3 separate regions of the Homo sapiens genome follow, and all the other regions are linked to region 3. The links are chromatin contacts, found by Hi-C or POLR2A ChIA-PET in ENCODE. All regions are on one chromosome and are shown on one strand. Each heading gives the region's core, a stretch centred on a gene start or an enhancer-like site at or near the end of the contact. The rest is flanking DNA. Distances are from core to core; before and after follow the strand shown. Region 1 holds the start of RAB4A-AS1 (RAB4A antisense RNA 1). Region 2 holds the start of ABCB10 (ATP binding cassette subfamily B member 10). Region 3 holds the start of COQ8A (coenzyme Q8A).

Region 1 (2,904 bases), core at 120-2,619, 2.3 Mb before region 3:
TTAATTATTCACTCATTAGTATCACAATTGGATTAATACTGCATTCCCTCAATAGACTACGCTCCATGAGACCAGAGCCGTGTCTGCTGTGTTTCTGCAGGATGTACAGCCCTCCCAGCACGGTGCTCGCTTCCCTAATGCCATTCCACAGTATTTGTTGCAGAGAAGGAAGCAGCATGCCAGGACAGATGGAGACAGGACTAATTTGGCTTGAGGTATGTAATTTTGAACTTGAGCCTCTCTCTGGGACTGTAAAACTCCAAATCAAAGTCTTAATCTGAGAATACATACATCTGAAAGAGTGATTAGGGACTGGTAAACATCTATTAATATTCAACTCTGATACAAAGTACAAGTTGTTTATTCTTACCACGCAAGGCCAAAAAAGGGGAGAAAAAAAAAAAAGCACACAGCATATGCACTGGGAAAGCTTTCGCTTATTCAAAACAGTATTTGTCAAGCACCTCCAGGTCTGGGTGCTGCAGGGGAAACAAAGATTAAACAGCCAGGGCTTTGCTTCCAAGGTGCTTACGGTCTTAAGAAGGAGACAAGACATGTTTATAAATAGCCAAAATGCAACCCAGAAAAGGCTAAAAAACACTGAGAGGGAGGGAGAAATAAACGAAGCAAGAGGTCTCCGGAGGAAGAGATGAATGAATTAGCCTATTAATAACTCCTCACTGTAATCCCAATGTAAAGCAAGGAATTCCAAACCAGGAAAGGTCAAACTGAAGTATTTGAGGAACACAGGCGTCGCCCTAAGCCCTTCACAGGCTCGCTGGGGATAATATCGCAGCTGAAACCGAACATCAAGCTGGCTTTTCAAACCTTCAGTTATTTACATTAGACTGAGAGGGGAAAAGCGCTAAGAGTGCAAGAGCAGAGAAAGAGCAAGAGGAAACTTGAAAAGGCGGATCACGCCAATGCGCTGTGCACAGCGCCCCCGCGCCCCGCGCACCCGCTACCCCACCCGAGCCCCCAGCGGCCCGCGTCCCCCATCCCGGTCCCAAGCCCAGACACCTCCGAGATCCGTCCCCCGGCTCCGGCCGGCGCCACCGCCACCCTCAAGACCCCCGCAGCCCAGGCCCGGCCCCGCGCCACCGACGCCCCCCGCGGCCCGACCCGCGCGCCCCGCCAGCCCGGGCCTCGTACCGTAGGTTTCGGACATGGCCGTCTGCGACATCTTGGGAGCGGCGCCGCCTCTCGCCGGGTCACCGGCTGCACTCGCCCGCGGTCCGCCGGCGCGTCTCGGTGGGGAAGGACCTGGGGCGGGGGACCGGAGGAGGGAGGGGCCCGACCGGTCCCCACGGCAACCGCCGGTCTCCCAGCGGCTGCGGCCCAGCCGGACTCCAGCTCCGCGCAGGCGCAGGGCCCTCCACCCTCCGTCCGGCCGCGACCGCGAGGAGGAAGAGGAGATGGGCTACGCGAGGCCCGGCCCACCCCGCGTTCGCGCGTGCGCACGGGGAGGCCGGGGCGGGGCGCGTGAGGACTTCGGCGCGCGCCGGAAGCACGTGCGCGGGCTGGGCGCTCTGGCGGTGTGCGCTGAGGTGGGCAGAGCGGCAGGTGGGGGCGTTGGGGGCTGAGTCCCGATTTCCCTGAGGGAGGGTCGGGTAGAGGCGGGCGGTGGGCAGGTTTGGGGGTGACAGAGGGCTGGGGACAGTGGGGTCCAGTTGCCGGACAGAGGAGGAAGGTGCCCGCACTGGGGAGGAAAGCAGTCCATTTGCCAAATTGGCCCGTCTCAGTTAAGACGTTGTCTTCGGTCATCATCTGCGGCTGTCAGCCAGGAAAAAACTTCCCTGACGCTGTTACGATGGAGGCCAGAACTTGGTTAATGTGTAACAAGGAGGCAGTAGGCCCCAGGTGTCCAGCCAGAGGCCGCCCTGTGAATGGGAGGCAGGTTCATTTACCCGTTGGGAAGCTAAGCTTTCACTCCAAACTGCCGGGCCCTCTTGGATGGAGCTGAGCGGGTGTGGGCGGAATGACAGAAGCGCAAGATGCCCAGGTGCTAAAAGGTCATCGCAAGACTACAGGCTGCAGCCTCTCCACATCCCATTTTAGAGGGTTCTGGATTACGGTTGAGAAGTATCTCCCGGCCCTCAGCTGGGGATGTGTTTCCAAATTTAGGAGTTTTTTTAATTTTTATTTTTTAACAGGGTCTGGCACTGTCAGCCCAGCCCAACCGATTCTCCTGCCTCAGCCTCCTGAGTAGCTGGGGCTAGGGGCTCACACGACCACACCGCGCCAATTTTTAAATTTTTTGTAGAGATGGGGTCTTGTTATGTTGCCCAGGCTGGTCTTGAACTCCTGAGTTCAAGCATCCTCCCTCCTTGGCCTCCCAAATTGCTGGGATTACAGGCATGAGTCATCTCACCTGGCCTTGGATAGTTTGGTTTCAGAAGCAAAACTGAGTTAGAATCCCCTTCTGTGGGAAATGTAGAGATAAACATTTATGGGAAAGAGAATTTTGGTTGAGGATTTGGCCCATCTGAGCTTGATCAGGGCCACATAGCGCCTCATAGTTCCCAACCTTGTTCACAATAGGTAGTCGAATGCTCAAAATATCCTTGGCTAAGCTCCCAAGTGACCTGGACTGTGTGGAAAATGCCAGTACATACTTTTGTGTGTGTGTGTGTGAGTCAGTTTGGCTCCATCCTCCACATAAATTGGCATCAGAGCTTCCCTCTTCCCCAGTGGCTATTTGGGTCGGTATTTTTCTCTTGTCTCCGATCCTAATAACAAATAAATGCAGTTTTTTCTAAATCACAGAGAAGGCCCCATGGTGAAAAGTTGTGACAGCTGTAATTCCTAAAACTGTTTTATATATATTTCTTGTTCAGTGGCTCAGATCATTTGTTGCTTTCTTGTTTGTCTCTCTGCATGTCGTGTTTGATTTAGGCTCCTGAG
Region 2 (3,209 bases), core at 357-2,856, 2.6 Mb before region 3:
TTACAGGTGTGAGCCACCGCGCCCGGCCGCTACCTCCTTTTTGAGCCCAACTAAAGAAACATCAAGGATTGATACCCTCCCAGTTGAAGAGAAAGTGACAACTTTAACCCAAATCTCACCTTCCTCTTACTTTCTCTTTCCCATTTTCCAGCTGCCAAACTAAGGGCAGCTGCTGTCAGTTTTTGTAAATAAAGTTTCCAGGGCTGGGATTAGAGCGAGAGAAGAGAGGCAGGATTGTGAAAGGTCAGGAGTGGATACTCAATCAAAATTTTTTATATTTTGTTCATTACGGATTTTTTAAATTAATTTTGATTTTTAAAAATATTGCACTAAAATGTTTATGTTGATTATTGAGGTTTTTTTATTTTGTGAACCCATAAAATTTGCAACTGACAGTACCCTGTCCAGGTCCAGTAAAAATACCTAGGAGTCTACAAAAATCTACCCACGACTCACTGGACCTCAGGTACATATCCCCCCCCGCCCCCATGAAGTCTCCATAAAGTGTCCCAGTGAGTTTTAATGTTCTCTCCTGTCTTTCCATGCACGTGTATTAAGATGCATTGCCTTCTGATTAGTGTTTTCCACTTCGAACAGCGGGAATGCCTCGACCACGCCTGTCTTCAAATTTCTGCTCTAGTTAAGAAACGATCTCAGGCCGGGCACGGTGGCTCACGCCTGCAATCCCAGCACTTTGGGAGGCTGACGCGGGCGGATCACCTGAGGTCAGGAGTTCGAAAAGAGCCTGACCAACATGGTAAAACCCCGTCTCTACTAAAAATACAAAATCAGCCGGGTGTGGTGGCGTATGCCTGTAATCCCAGCTACTTGGGAGGCTGAGAAGGGAGAATCACTTGAACCTGGGAGGCAGAGGTTGCAGTGAGCCGAGATCGTCTCAAGAAAAAAAAAAAAAAGAAAAAAAAGAAACGATCTCTTCCCTTCTCAAAGTTATATACATTTCACTATTCGCCAACCACCTCCTCCACGCCGTCCAGAGCTGAGCTGACACGCAGCGAAGTCCTCTCAGTGGTCCCTCCGCACCTCAGCCCTGTGCTTGGCAGCGAGACGAGTGACAGGGCCGCCCCAGCATGGGTCTCCCGGGCCGCGGACCCGCCCCACGCCGTATCCAGCACGCTGTCCTCCCGCCCCATCTTTGTGCCGGCCATCGTGTGGTCGCGTCTGCGCGCTCCGCCCGGTCTGCCGGCGTGAGAAAGAGCTCGTGTCGTTCCCAAGTTCAGACCAGAGGGGACGGCGAAGCGCGAAAAAGTTCCCTGCGCCCAGTACGCAGGCGCAGCCGTGCTCCTGGGCTTCCCGGGCCTCGTCCCAGCTGGCGCGCCCGGCGCTCCTCCGCCAGCGGGCAGTTGGGGGCGCTGCAGGGAGGGCACCCGAGCGGGTTGGGGGCGCTCGGAAGGGTGGCTTGCAAGGTCCGGGTAGCTGCAGTCCCCGGAGTGGGGCGGAGAGGCGCGGCACCGCGCGGACGAGGATGGGGCGGGGGCGGGCGCAGCCCGAGGGTGCAGGCACGATAAGGCGGGTGACAGCCAGCGGGGAGGGGCGGGCGCCACCGCGTCCACGCCCTTTGCTCGGGGCCGGGCCGGGAGGGTCCTCGGGCTTTGCGCGCGCCTGGCCGGCGGGCTGAGGCGTACGGGTCGCACGCAGCGCCATGCGAGGCCCCCCTGCCTGGCCGCTGCGGCTGCTCGAGCCACCGAGCCCTGCCGAGCCAGGTCGGCTCCTGCCGGTAGCCTGCGTGTGGGCCGCGGCCAGCCGCGTTCCCGGGTCCCTATCGCCGTTCACTGGCCTGAGGCCGGCGCGGCTATGGGGCGCGGGGCCCGCGCTGCTCTGGGGCGTTGGAGCCGCGCGCCGCTGGAGGAGCGGCTGCCGGGGCGGGGGTCCGGGCGCCTCGCGGGGCGTCCTGGGCCTCGCGCGGCTCCTGGGGCTGTGGGCTCGCGGCCCCGGCAGCTGCAGGTGCGGGGCTTTTGCCGGGCCAGGCGCTCCTCGGCTCCCGCGCGCCCGGTTCCCGGGCGGTCCCGCAGCCGCTGCCTGGGCAGGGGACGAGGCCTGGCGGCGCGGGCCGGCGGCGCCTCCCGGGGACAAGGGGCGGCTGCGCCCCGCAGCGGCCGGACTCCCGGAGGCCCGGAAGCTCCTGGGGCTGGCGTACCCTGAGCGCCGGAGGCTGGCAGGTAGGGTCCTCCCCGGCCACTTCCCTCCGCCGGGCCTCTCCTTCTCCACACGCGGGGTCCCGGGGCGCCGAGAGGGACACGGCCGGGCCGCAGAGCGCGTGTCACCGCCGCCTCTCCTGGGCCACTCCTAACCCCGGAGGAGGGAGGGGATCGCTCACCTCAGAGTAGCGTTGTCAAGATTTCGCCTTAGCTGGGGACTCGTTTGCAGATTTTACACTTGTTTTCTTGTTGACACACGTTATATATGTCATTATTGGAATCTTTGGGTCTGTTCCACCACCAACTTAGTGGGAGCATCTGTTTTGGCTTAGGCAGCAAAATGAGCTGGAGGTTTTTCCTTGGAAAAAAAAATTCTAGCCAAAAATATGCCTATTTTGTTATTAGGCGTTTATACTTTTTTTTTTTAACCAAAAACACATTATTTGCTTCAAGCGAGTCTGTCAAGCAGTCACCAATGCTTTCACAGCGGAAAGCAAAACTTTCAGACTTGTCTCTTGTGCAGGAAGTTACAGCACTGTGTTCAACAGGCCACACCAGTGATCTGTTCAGTAATTGAGTAACTTTTTTAAAAGAAGCCAAAATGAATGTTTTTAGAAACAAAATTTAAATAGGACAGTTTTCTATAGCTCCTCATTTTTTAGCCATAATTGGAGGAGTGTTTAGATGCAAGGGCCTTGTAAGATCTAAAATTTTTTCGATTTCTCTAAATCTTCACTCCTTCTATAAACATCTGTTGAGCCCTCATTCTGGACTGGGCCCTGGGTTTACAGTGGCATGCACAAGGAAACATGGTCCTCACTTCTGCTGGGGCTTCTAGGTTAGTGGGGAGAAGCATCTATGAAATATTCGTATGTATAGAGGTAAACCTGCACCTGTGGGCTGTGGAAGGGGGCCTGTGGGGCCTGTGAGGTTGTCAGGTGCAACACCAGAAAAGCATTCTTTGCTGCAAATCCATTGCTTTAGAAAGGACCCTCCTGGGTAGTGATTTGGGATTTAGAGTAGGTTTGCACAGTGGAGGAGAGCAGTTAGGGT
Region 3 (2,996 bases), core at 292-2,791:
CATTTGCAAGGCTGAACAAAACACTCTAAGCCATTGCCTGAGCCTTTTTTTTTTTTTTTTGAGATTGAGTCTCGCTCTGTTGCCCAGAGGGGAGTGCACTGGCGCCATCTTGGCTCACTGCAACCTCTGCCTCCCAGGTTCAAGCAATTCTCCCACCTCAGCCTCCTGAGTAGCTGGGATTATAGGCGCCCGCCACCACATCCGGCTAATTTTCGTATTTTTTTTTTTTCGGTAGAGACGGGGTTTCACCATTTTGGCCAGGCTGGTCTCGAACTCCTGACCTACGGTGATCCACCCGCCTCGGACTCCCAAAGTGCTGGGATTACAGGCGTGAGCCACCGCACCCAGCCGCCTGAGTCTTACAGATGCTGCTCCTGTAGCTCCCCTTTTGTCTCTCCTCGGGAGAAAGGCCTTCCTCCAAAAGAAGAGTCTCCCAAGAGCCCTCCTGCCAGGATGACCTACCCATCCACAGCGTGACAACTGGCAGGCTGGCATCAAGGAATGTTCAAATCCTTTGGCAATCAGGTAGGCCTGGCATGACCAGCTACTCAATCCTGTCACGTAGATCCAAGGCCCAAGTGAACGTGCACAAGTTTTTCAACAGGCTGTAGGCCCGACTCAGGCTGGAAGACTGCACACAAGCCTCTCACCCTTCAGGAACCTGACATCTCTCACCCAAATGGGGAGTCCCAACACCCAAACCTGCCCCTGCAGCACTCCCCATCGCCCAAAGAGGGTTTGGCAGAGGGGCTGTTACCTCTGTGCAATGGGTGAGAATGAGCCTCGGAAAGGTTCGAGTTTAGGGGAGTAAGCCCAAACCACTCACAAGACCCCCCAGAGTTTGGAGAAGAGGAAAGGCCAAAGAAAAGCGAAAGGAAGAAAGGATCAAAAAGGATCCCCTGTCCCAAGTTCACACAAAATTCCCACCTGCGAAGCCCAACAGCTGGCTCCAGCCAAGGAAGTCAAAGTTCTCACCCAAACCTGCAGCCAGCGGCAACGAGCCTAGAGCCCCAGACACACAGTGCAAGGGGGTCTGGGAGTGAAGAACAACATTATTAGAAAGCGAAGCATCAAAGCTGTATTGGCGACCAAAGGGCATGGGCAACGGGCATTCGGCAGCGGGAAGGCGGTCGGGCAAGCAGCGGGCGTGTTCCAGGGACCCAAGGCTCTGCACGTGGCCCTCGTCTCCTCCCCGAAGCAGGAACGAGGGGCTGAGGTGGACCCAGGGACGTGAGACGGCTGCAGAGGACCCACCCTGCAACTGAGGCGCCCCCACTGCGTCCGGACCTGAGGCTCGCGGCCAGCGAAACTCGCGGGGAAGCTGCGCTGTCACATGAAGAGAATGCAAGAAGGGCTGAGGTGGGTGTTGACCCCAGCTCTGGCCGCAGCCAGACGGCGCCTGGGCACGCGGCGGGCCGGCGGGTGGCAGCCTTACCTGGCTGCAGGAAGCTGGGATCCGCGGTCACCTTCTAGCCGCCTCCGCGCCCGCCTCTGCGCGCTGGCCACCGCGCTGACGCCCGCCACGCGCTCCGGATCTGTTTACCAACTCGCCCGCTCCGGGGGAGCCCCAGCTCACAAGCCCCGCCCCGCGGGCCGCTCCCATTGGCTGCACCGCCGTCCGCCTGCCGAATGCCGCTCTGCGCGTGGGAGCGTGCTCGGCCCGTGCTCCCGGCCCGTAGCCAATCGCGACCGAGAGCGGAGCAAGAGGAGCCAATGGGAGGCTACCTTAGCGGACAGGGCCCTCCTGTTCTCCTTTTCCCCACCTCCCGGCTACCTTTCTCTCTAGCAAACCGGGGCTGGAGGCCTGGCTTTGGAGTTGCTGGCCTGCGCGCATGCGCCTTGAGAACGGGAGCCTTTTTCACTGCGATGCAGTGTGCGTGGCCGCAAAGGCACCCCTGCGTGCTTGTTGCCTCCAGACTGGTGCTTGCTGGGCCTCTGCGCGGGCCTGGGAGGGGAGGCTGTGGACCAAGCAGACGCGACTGCGGGGCGTGGAGGGTGCCGCCGCTTTAAGGACCGGGCGATGCCTGTTCTTTGCTCCTCTCTATGTAGCAAGAGCCCCTTGCCCAGGGTCCACAAAAAGCACTCCGAGGAGGGGAAACGCGGCGGGCAAGGCCGCGCACTTCCACTTCCGGCCCTTCGGCCGGGGCCCTTCAGGCTAAGGATGCTTGTTTTGTGTGGCGCCATCCTCAAAACAGGAAGCCTCTGCCACCCGCGCCCCGAGGGTAGAGAGATAGTACCCTCACCGGAGTCGCTGTCCGCCCGCCGGTCTCGTCGGCGTGCAGGTGCCCGCAGTCGCTGACAGCCGGGGTTTTGGAGGGCGCGCAGCCAACACGGGATGGAGCTCGGGTGCAGCCCTCGGCGTCCCCGCCGAGCAGCCCTGGGAGGCACCGCCACCAGCAGCACGCAGATTTGCCCCGTCACTCCCTCCTTAACGAGAAAAGGAACGTATGAGCCAAAGTCGGCTCGACAATTTCCACTCAGATGACCCCAAACACTGGTCTGCAGCTCTGTTAATCGTTCTTGTGGAAAAAAGAAATAACAATTTAGTTTTTCATGAAATGAAATACTCAAGCCAAAGGATTGTTCCTTATTCTGAGCCTCCCCCCGCTTTTTTTTTTTTTTTTTTTTTGGTATTGTGAAACGAAAATTCACTCTGCCAAAAGGAAAAAAAATTAAACTGAAAGCTGAGTCATGCAACTGCCTTTCCTTTTGTTCCTAAGCAGATAGCTACAGATTAAAGGTGAAGTATCTCCACTCTATGTTCACCTTATCTTGTGTAAAGTGCCGATTTACTGAGCGCCAAATACATAACTGTTGCCCTACCTGCTCCCTTTATCGCAACATGTGGCTTCAATAATGTGAACATACCTTCCATCTTCCCCCTCCAGCCTGCTTTTCCCCTTTAAATATTGAAGCCCTCAAAATCATCTTTGGAGAAAGGCACAGACCTGTCTTCTGGGCGCGAGTCCTTCACCTTCGCAACATAAATTTCTAAA

What was found. A loop is a pair of places that touch in the nucleus more often than their neighbours do. ChIA-PET counts read pairs that join two places held with the same protein, here RNA polymerase II (POLR2A). Pooled maps may share reads with other maps.
Region 1: a loop to region 3 is called in a pooled map, with 6 times the contacts of the local background. The contact joins the promoter of RAB4A-AS1 here to the promoter of COQ8A in region 3. A Hi-C loop is called at or near these places in 2 of 50 pooled maps. POLR2A ChIA-PET finds 5 or more read pairs at or near these places in 2 of 52 experiments (activated B cell and activated T-cell).
Region 2: a loop to region 3 is called in a pooled map, with 6 times the contacts of the local background. The contact joins the promoter of ABCB10 here to the promoter of COQ8A in region 3. A Hi-C loop is called at or near these places in 4 of 50 pooled maps. POLR2A ChIA-PET finds 5 or more read pairs at or near these places in 2 of 52 experiments (CD8-positive, alpha-beta memory T cell and activated B cell).

Annotation. Positions count from the first base shown.
Region 1 is chr1:229,269,619-229,272,522 of GRCh38, reverse strand. RAB4A-AS1 (RAB4A antisense RNA 1) reads left to right here and starts at 1,369. Exons shown (of 2, transcript NR_149313.1): 1 at 1,369-1,547. It overlaps RAB4A (RAB4A, member RAS oncogene family), which reads right to left and starts at 1,412. Exons shown (of 8, transcript NM_004578.4): 1 at 1,153-1,412. The coding sequence starts at 1,183. RefSeq lists silencers at 871-1,030, 1,071-1,600.
Region 2 is chr1:229,557,104-229,560,312 of GRCh38, reverse strand. ABCB10 (ATP binding cassette subfamily B member 10) reads left to right here and starts at 1,606. Exons shown (of 13, transcript NM_012089.3): 1 at 1,606-2,177. The coding sequence starts at 1,661. RefSeq lists an enhancer at 827-1,016 and silencers at 1,187-1,886, 1,947-2,396.
Region 3 is chr1:226,938,839-226,941,834 of GRCh38, reverse strand. It overlaps COQ8A (coenzyme Q8A), which reads right to left and starts at 1,541. Exons shown (of 15, transcript NM_020247.5): 1 at 1,436-1,541. RefSeq lists silencers at 1,316-1,475, 1,526-1,835 and enhancers at 2,106-2,205, 2,396-2,445, 2,180-2,871.